2 separate regions of the Homo sapiens genome follow, and region 2 is linked to region 1. The links are chromatin loops, found by intact Hi-C in ENCODE. Cell type or tissue: ovary. All regions are shown on one strand. Links, peaks and the distances in the headings refer to the core of each region. The heading gives the core; the rest is flanking DNA.

What was found. A loop is a pair of places that touch in the nucleus more often than their neighbours do. Peaks named below come from ENCODE experiments on the same cell type or tissue, not always from the same donor. Only the 100,000 strongest peaks of a DNase experiment are listed, where the experiment ranks them.
Region 2: it touches region 1 in a loop (4-fold over the local background); 1 of 110 quality-filtered maps calls a loop at or near these places.

The regions. Positions count from the first base shown.
Region 1 is chr6:137,387,040-137,391,434 of GRCh38, forward strand. No RefSeq gene overlaps it. Among named protein-coding and RNA genes, the nearest start is that of OLIG3, 110 kb to the right of the region's middle. In ovary, for the core only: no CTCF peak of the experiment used is centred there; a DNase peak (open chromatin) is centred at 2,274.
Region 2 is chr6:137,440,219-137,444,613 of GRCh38, forward strand. The region is part of intron 3 of LOC102723633 (a long non-coding RNA gene); the gene reads left to right. Among named protein-coding and RNA genes, the nearest start is that of OLIG3, 52 kb to the right of the region's middle. In ovary, for the core only: no CTCF peak of the experiment used is centred there; no DNase peak of the experiment used is centred there.

The sequences.
Region 1 (4,395 bases), core at 226-4,225:
GTTTGGCTAGGACAGAAGAAATGAAGGATGTAAAATCCGTCTCATGAGGGCAGGCCCACACAAAAAGCCACCAGGTGGACTGATAGTCCCAGGCCAGACTTCTCTGTGTCCTTTTGTAAAGGGAACATGCTCTGTGGGAGGAAGAGGCCAAGCAGGACTGAGCTGCTCCGTTGTAGGCACTGGTCTGAGCAACAGAAGGCTGGTTCCTTGGGTGGCACTTCTGAGTATTTAGAGAAATATCCTAATTCTCAGGAGACACAGGATTGCATAATTTGCAAAACTTTCTGAGACTCAGAGTAAGATATTGGGTCCAAATGGGAAGACTAACCAGTGAGGATAAAAGCTTCTCTGATTCAGGAGACTTAAGGGTTCTTTCCAAAGCTGTGGTGGTTCCTGCAGTTCCTGCCCTGCCTAGAATCTTGCCAACATGGAATTGCCTGATGGTAGACTTTGAGCTCTAAACCAGAGGTCTCTAACCCCCGGGCCACAGCCACCGTTACCTTCTGCTGTGCAGCGGGGTTCCTAACAGGCTGCACAGCGGGAGGTGAGCAGCAGGTGAGCAAGAGAAGATTCATCTGTATTTATAGCCACTCCCCATTGCTCACATTACTGCCCGAGCTCCGCCCCTGTCAGATCAGCGGAGGCATTAGATTATCATAGGAGCATGAACCTTATTGTGAACTGCACATGCGACGGATCTAGGTTGCAGGCTCTTTATGAGAATCTAATACTTGATGATCTGTCACTGTCTCCCATCACCCCCAGATAGGACCATCTAGTTTCAAGAAGACAAGCTCACGGTTCCCACTGATTCTAGATTATGGTGAGTTGTATAATCATTTCATTATATATTAAAATGCAATAATAATAGAAATGAAGTGCACAATAAATGTAATGTGCTTGGATCGTCCCGAAACCATCCCCCTCACCCTGGTCCGTGGAAAAATTGTCTTCCATGAAACAGGTCCCTGATCCCTGGTGCCAAAAGTATAGGGACCGCTGCTCTAAACCATGACCTGAAATGCCCCTGAGCACCCATGCTTACCTGACCATAAAGGTGCCAAGCCTGGTCCAGGACCCTGATCCATGGTGACCTATATCCCAGCAGGGAGGAGAAGCACTTACTACACATCACCTTCATAAGAACCTAACCCAGAAGACTTGCATTGGAAGGGTCACTGCCCTCACTTGGTGACCCCTTGCCAGCACTCCTACAAATACATAGCATGTTAAGCAGAAACTCCTTGGATTTCCTCCCTTGCAATGCCGTGACATAAAAGGTATTGAATGGGGTTGAATTAATAGAGGAAATATAACTACCAATGATGACAGTCTTGTAAGTATCACACTCAGGGTATCCATATCATTATAAAAGCTCAATCCCAGGAGAGGAAAGGAAGGTACATGAGAGATTTCCTAGTGTCAGGAATGTCTAGGTCTCTGTGTTTTTCAGTATTGATCTATTTCTTATTCCAAGCAGGTTTTTAAAGTATTTTTCTTCTGGCAGTTGTCTCATTGTCATGTACTCTTGGTTCCTGGTTGAAAAACTCTTGGGTTTTTTCCCCTCTTCAGCTTTTTCGGTTCTTAATTTGGTTAAATTGTTTTAAACCTTCCTCATCAGTACTGTGTATAATATCATATCTAAGAGTTTATATACTAATTGATATGCTTGTAATCTTTCTAGTACTTCTAACAAATCAGTAAATCAGCAAAAAAGAGGGTCAGGCCAGGCATGGTGGCTCATGCCTGTAATCCCAGCATGTTGGGACACCAAGGCAGGTGGATTGCCTGAGTCCAGAAATTCAAGACCACCATGGGCAACATGATGAGATCCCATCTCTACAAAAATTTAAAAAATTAGCCAGGCATGGCTAACTCCTGTGGTTCCCAGCTAATCAGGAGGCTGAGGTGAGAGGATTGCTTGAGCCTGGGAGATTGAATATGTAGGGAGCCAAGACTGTGCCACTGCGCTGTAGCCTGGGCAACAGAGTGAGACCCTGTCTCAAAAAAAAAAAAAAAAAAAAGGAGGGTCATATTTGTCTTCAACTTTAAAAATGTCTGTCCTTTGAGCGGGAGCTGCAAGTTAAAATTTTAAGAAATGTTTAGAGTAAAATGGAACAATTCTCCCTGGTGAGAGAATTCACTTCTTCATTGCTGGTGCTATTTCTTTACAGAGTTTTGCAATAGGGATTAGGAGGAAGGGTGAATCAGAGCCCCCGCTTGTGGTTTCACTGTCTTATTTATCTCCTCGACTTGCTGAGACAGAAGGGGAAATCCGGGGAGGGGTTGGGTGGAGGTGAGAAGAGGAGAAACAGATAAAGAAACACAGAAAAAGAGAGCAGATAAATGGAGAGGGAACACGCATATTATAAGGGAGTAAAAAATGAGAACCGAAAGAGGCATAAGTTAGGCATTAAAACTTTTATGTCATCTTGTATTTACTTGCTAGAATATAAGCATAGAGATTAGATGGTTTAATGAGTGTGTGTGTTTGTGCACGTGCACATGGATGCATGCTATTTTCAGCAGGGATAGTATAAGTCCTTGGAGCACTTAGCAGCAGGCTAAACAAATTGTCTGAACTGCCTTGAATGCTCTGAGCAAACTTGCCATTTTTATTCATGGGCCTCTGAGCCATGGCTCCCAGTGGATACATGAAGATTAAATAAATTATCTTTCTGATCATTAGTGAGCCCACTATCTTATTCATGGCAAAGGTGGAGCCTGCAGTAATTCTGTGGACAGAACCTTAGCTTTAAGTTGGGCAAGAAAAGGTTTTGTCTTTACCCTTGTTTTAATGCAAGGGGGCTATGCAGAGGATAAACAGGTGCATAGGCCCAACCCTAGCCCACCCAGCTGGTGGGGCAGGGCCAGGGCATGGAAAAGGGGATGAGGGGCCATCTTGCCAGCTGGGGTCTGATCACCGAAAGAGTGGCTTCAAGCAGTAATGCTCATTCTTCTCTAGCGGCAAGACTCTGCTTCAATGCAAAGAGAGGGAGACCTGGAGGGAGGCTGTTGTGTGTTCCTCATGGAATATGGATTCCTACAAGACAAGAAGAACAAAGGCCTGCCCAATGTGACCAGGAAAGATGTGCATCCCCTGCAAGGGCCCAGCGTGCCTTTTCTTGCTCTGAATCTACAGCTTTTTATATCCCTCCAGGCCAAGACCTTCTGTGCCTCTGCTTCTTCCCTTCTATCTGGCGATGACCTCCAGCCTGGACCCATAATCGGGGTCAGCAGGGAAATGGAAGATCTATTCTGCAAACTGCCTCTTTCCCCTGCTGTCTCCCCCGACTCGGTCCTCTCCCAAAGGTTTGTTCTCCTGTTAGATGTCAAGTTGATGATTCTAAATCCCAGATGTGTCATGCTCAGTTAGTGAATAACAGACTGTCAAATAGAGCAATAAATCTTCTCGCTCAGTGACTGCTGTGCAGAGCTGCCATGCCACAGCACTCACATACCCACTAATTCTGTGTGATGAGTGAGGCTGGCGGCAGCCCTGTGTCCTCCAGGGACTGGTATCAAGGTGCAAACATATTGAGATGGGATGATTGCTGGATCCATCCTGCTTTCCCAGCCCCTCAGTTCATGACTAGAAATCCAAAGGCAGCCTGCCATGTAAGCTCTGTTAATTACGTTGGCTGAATGCCTCTTTGGAATCTCTATCCTTCCTGAGATTCTGACAACTTTTTCAGAGAATAGCCCGGTCCGGGCAAATTACTGGTTTGGATTGTTGTATGAGGTTGTTTTCTATCACAGGGATTCCTTTATTTTTCTTTATTAAGTGATAAGAAGTGGAGCTTTTCTTTGGTATCTCTCCCTTAGGGAGACACCATTCAGAACACTGGGGATTCCTCTTTTCTCCTACTAGGTTTGATCCCTTAGCCAATCCTCTGGAGAGAAAGCACTGAGTTGGTTTTCATAAGGTCTAGGGAATGGAATAAAATGGATTCATGGAATCCAGACAAATACATTCCTAGCTTCACAGCCCTTCTATTAATATACAGTTGCATTTTCCTAGGTGAGACTGTCTCCAGCAAAGAAAGGCCTAAGTCATCAATTGCCATATTTGCCGATAAGTGAATATGGCCACCATGGTAACAGAATTCTGTTCATATCTGTGCTGTCAGAAATATTTGGAGCCCTGTATGAACATCCCTAAGACTGTAATGTAATGTCCCCCACTCAATGACTAAGAGCAAGGAATTCTAGACAGACTGCTGTGGTTTGAATCCCGCCTCTGCTACGCTGTGTCTTCCTCATAGAAAATGCATTCTTGGGGAGGAATTCCTACAAGACGCACTCTGAACCTTAGTTTTTATGGCATAATATTAGTTCTTACTACATAAAGCCAAATCACATATCAAATGACATAATGCATGTAAAGTGTTTAGT
Region 2 (4,395 bases), core at 214-4,213, 53 kb after region 1:
TTATAAGATCATATTATCAGCAAAGAGGGATAATTTGACTTTCTCTTTTCTACTTTAGATGCCTTTTATTTCTTATTCTTGCCTGGTTGCTTAGGCTAGGGCTTCCATTACTATGCTGAATAGGAGTGGTAAATGTGGGCATTCTTGTCTTGTTCCAGTTTTTAAAGGAAAGGCTTTCAGCTTTTCCCCATACAGTATGATGCTGCCTGTGGGTCTGTCACATAAAGGCCATATTTGGACTTTATTATTTTGATGTATGTTCCTTCTGTGTCTAGTTTGTTAAGAGTTTTTATCATGAAGAGACGTTGAATTTTATCAAAGCTTTTCATGTGTCTATTGAGATGATTACATGGTTTTTGTCCTTCATTCTGTTGATGTGATATAGCATATTTATTGTGGTTTTTTTTTTTTTTTTTTGAGATGGAGTCTCACTCTGTCTTGCCCAGGATGGAGTTCAGTGGCATGATCTTGGCTCACTGCAGCCTCTGCCTCCCGGGTTCAAGCGATTCTTCTGCCTCAGCCTCCTGAGGAGCTGGGACTACAGGCGTGAGCCTCCACATCCTGCTAATTTTGTACTTTTAGTAGAGATGGGGTTTCACCATGTTGGCCAGGCTGGTCTTGAACTCCTGACCTCAGGTGATCCACCCACCTCGGCCTCCCAAAATGTTGGGATTACAGGAGTGAGCCACTGCACCCGGCCTATTGATTTCAATATGTTAAACCATCCTTGCATCCCTGGAATAAATCCCACTTGAACATGACATCAATATTTTGATGTGCTGCTGGATTTATTTTGTTAGCATTTTGTTGAGAATTTTTGCATCTGTGTTCATCAGGGACATCAATCTCTAGTTTTGTTGTTTGTTGTGTCTTTATCTGGTTTTGGTATCAGGGTAATGCTGGCCTCATAGAATGAGTTATGGAACATTCCTCCTTCTTCAATTTTTTGGAATAGTTTGAGGAGAATTGGTGTTAGTGCTTGTTTGTAACCCTGGTAGAATTTGGCAGTGAAATAATCTGGACTCTTTTTCTTGGGATACTTTTTAGTAATAATTCAATCTCATTACTCATTATTTGTGTGTTCAAGTTTTCTATTTCTATTTCTTCTTGATTCAATCTTGGTAGGCTGTAGGTATTCAAGAATTTATCCACTTCCTCTAGGATTTCCAATGCATTAGTGTATAGTTCTTCTTAATAGTCTGATTATCTTTCATATGTCTGTGGTATCAGCTGTAATGTCTTTTTCATTTCTGATTTTATTTATTTTGGTCTATTTTCTTTTTTCTTGGTTAATCCAGCAAGTGATTTATTGATTTTGTTAATCTTTGCTAAAAATCAACTATTTCTTTTGTTGATTGTTTATAGTTTTTCAGTCTTTATGTCATTTAGTTCTGCTCTGATCTTTATTATTTTTTTATTTCTACTAATTTTGGATTTGGTTTGTTCTTGCCTTTCTAGTTCCCTGAGGTGCATTGTTAGATTGTTTATTTGAAATCTTTTCATATTTTTGATGTAGGCGTTTACTGCTATAAACTTCCCTCTTAGTGCTCTTTTGGCTGTATTGCTTAGGTTTTGGTATGTGGTGCTTCAGTTTTCTCATTTCAATAAATTTTTTTATTTCCTGCTTAATTTCTTCTTGGCCCAGTGTTCATTCATTCAGAAGCTTGTTGCTTAATTTTTATGCATTTGTACACTTTTCAGTGTTCCTCTTGTTATTGATTTCTAGTTTTATTCTATTGTGGTCTGAGAAGATACTTGATAGGATTTTCATTTTTAAAATATTTATTGAGATTTGTTTTGTGTTGTAACACGTGATCTATTCTGGAGAATGTTTCATGTGCTGATTAGAAGAATGCCTACTTTGTAGCTACTGGACAATGTGTTCCGTAAGTGTCTGTTAGGTCCATTTGGTGTAATGCGCAGTTTAAATTCAGTGTTTCTTCGTTGATTTTCTGCCTGGATGATCTGTATAATACTGAGAGTGGGTTGTTAAAGTCTCCAATTATTATTGTATTGGAGTCGATCTCTCTCTTTAGATCTAATAATATTTGCCTTATATATCTGGGTGCTCTGGTGTTGGGTGCATATATGTTCAACTCTTGTTGAATTGATCCCTTTATCATTATATAATAACTGTCTCTTTTTACTGTTTTTGACTTAAAGTCTGCTTTATCTGATATAAGTATAGATACTCCTGCTAACTTTCGGTTTCTATTTGCATGGAATATATTTTTCCATCTCTTTACTTTCAGTCTATATGTGTCTTTGCAGGTGAGATGAATATCTTGTAGGCAGCATATAGTTTAAAATCCACTCAACCAGTCTATATCTTTTAAGTGAAAAAGTTTAATCCAGTTATATTCAAGGTATTACTGATATGTGAGGGGCTATCCTTCTATTATTTGATTTTGGGTTTGTATTGTTCATTTCTTACTCTCTGATTGTTCATTATTGTGGCTTGGTGGCTTTTTGTAGTGGTAATATTTGAGTCTATTCCTTGTTTCTGTGTTTGCTCCACCAGTGGTTTTTATATTTTCATGCATTTTCATGATGATAGATACCATTAGGGCCAGTCTCGTAATGATAAATTGCTTCAGCTTTTGCTTGTTTGGGAAAGACTTTATTTCTTCTTCATTTTACTGTGTATGGTATCCTCGGCTGACAGTTTTTCCTTTTAACACTTTAAATATATCATCCCATTCTCTCTTGTCCTGGTGAGTTTTCTGCTGAGAAATTTACTGTTAGCCTGTTGGAGGTTTCTTTACAAGTGACTAGACTTTCTTTTTTTCTTGCTGTTTTTATAATTCTTTTTGTCTTTTATTTTTAACAGTTTTACTGTAATGTGCCATAGAAAAGATCTTTTTGAATTGTATCTATCTGGGGATCTCTGAGCCTCCTGTATGTGAATGTATAAATATCTTGCTAGACTTGGGGAAGTTTTCATCTATTATTTCATTAAATAGGTTTTCCAACTCTTTTGTTTTCTCTTTACCTTCTGAGACACAGAGAATTTGAAAATTGGGTCACTTTATGGTACCCCTTATGTCACATAGGCTTTGCTCATTGTTCTTTATTCTTTAAAATTTTTTTGTCTGAACGGTTTATTTCAAAAGACCCGTCTTCAAGTTCTGAGATTCTTTCTTCACTTGGTCTAATCTGTTGTTACAGCTATTGAATGTATTTTGTACTTCATTCAATGAATGCTTCAGGTCCAGAATTCCTATTTGTTTGTTTGTTTGTTAATGATATTTATCTCTTAGATAAATTTCTCATTCATACCCTGAATTGTTTTTCTGATTTCTTTGTACTTTTTTTTGGAATTCTCTTGTATCTCACCAAGCTTCTTTAATATGATTATTTTGAAATTTTTCTGGGATTTTATAAATTTCTTTTTGATAGAAATCTGTTACTGGAGAATTATTTTGTTTCTTTGGAGGTATCATATTTTCTTGCTTTTTCATGTTTCCTGTGTTCTGATGTTGATATCTGCATGACTGGTGTAACAGTTGTTTCTAATTTTTTGAATTTGCTTTCACAGGGGAGGACTTTTCCCTGAAGATGTGTCTATGGTGTGGCTGGGTAAGGCACTTTGGCTTTTATTCTGGTTGCCTGTAGTATTGTAGTCTCTGCACAATTTATTCAGCCATAAACTGCATTAGTGATGTCTATGATTTTCTTGGTGGTTTGGGGTGTGGTTGTTAGTGGAGGCCTGTGATAATATTTTGCTAGTGACTGGAATGCCAGGTGGCCCAGTCTTTGGGATTTAGTGGTGGCAGCAGCAGGCTGAGAATGTCTGTCCTTGGGCCCCAGGGTCCCATGTGCTGGCACCAGTGTTAGCTGGTCTAGATAGGTCAATTCTTGGGCCTCCAAGTGGCTGACTTGGGTACTGGGAATGGCAGTGGTGGGCTGGGAAAATGGGCAGGTTCTCAGGTCCCTGGTCAGAGCTCTGGCATGACTAATGGCAGTAGCATTGGTTGAACAACTCTCCAGGACCTAAGCAGTTTTCACTGGTGGTGGTGGTGGCTGTGTTAGTCTTAGGGCCAATGTGATCAAGAGGCTCTCCCGTGGCTAGAATCTCAGGAGTCTATGGTGGAAATGTGGACCACTGGGAGTCACCCACTTACCTTTCCCTTACATTAGGGAGCTTTTCCAAGCTCCCAGCTGCTCCAGGCTGTGGAGACTGCCTTACATCTCTCTCCTTCCCTGATTTTGGTGTTTCCTGTCACTTCCCTGTTGAATTACATGCTTTCTCTTAGTTGATCTATTTGAAATGTGATTATCTACTGACTATTTTGGTTCTTCTTTGTGAAAGAGGTGAGGACTAGATGCCTCTAGTCAGCCACCTTAAAGCCCCTCCTTCATTATATTTCTTTTTTTGTTGTTATTTTTCTTAAT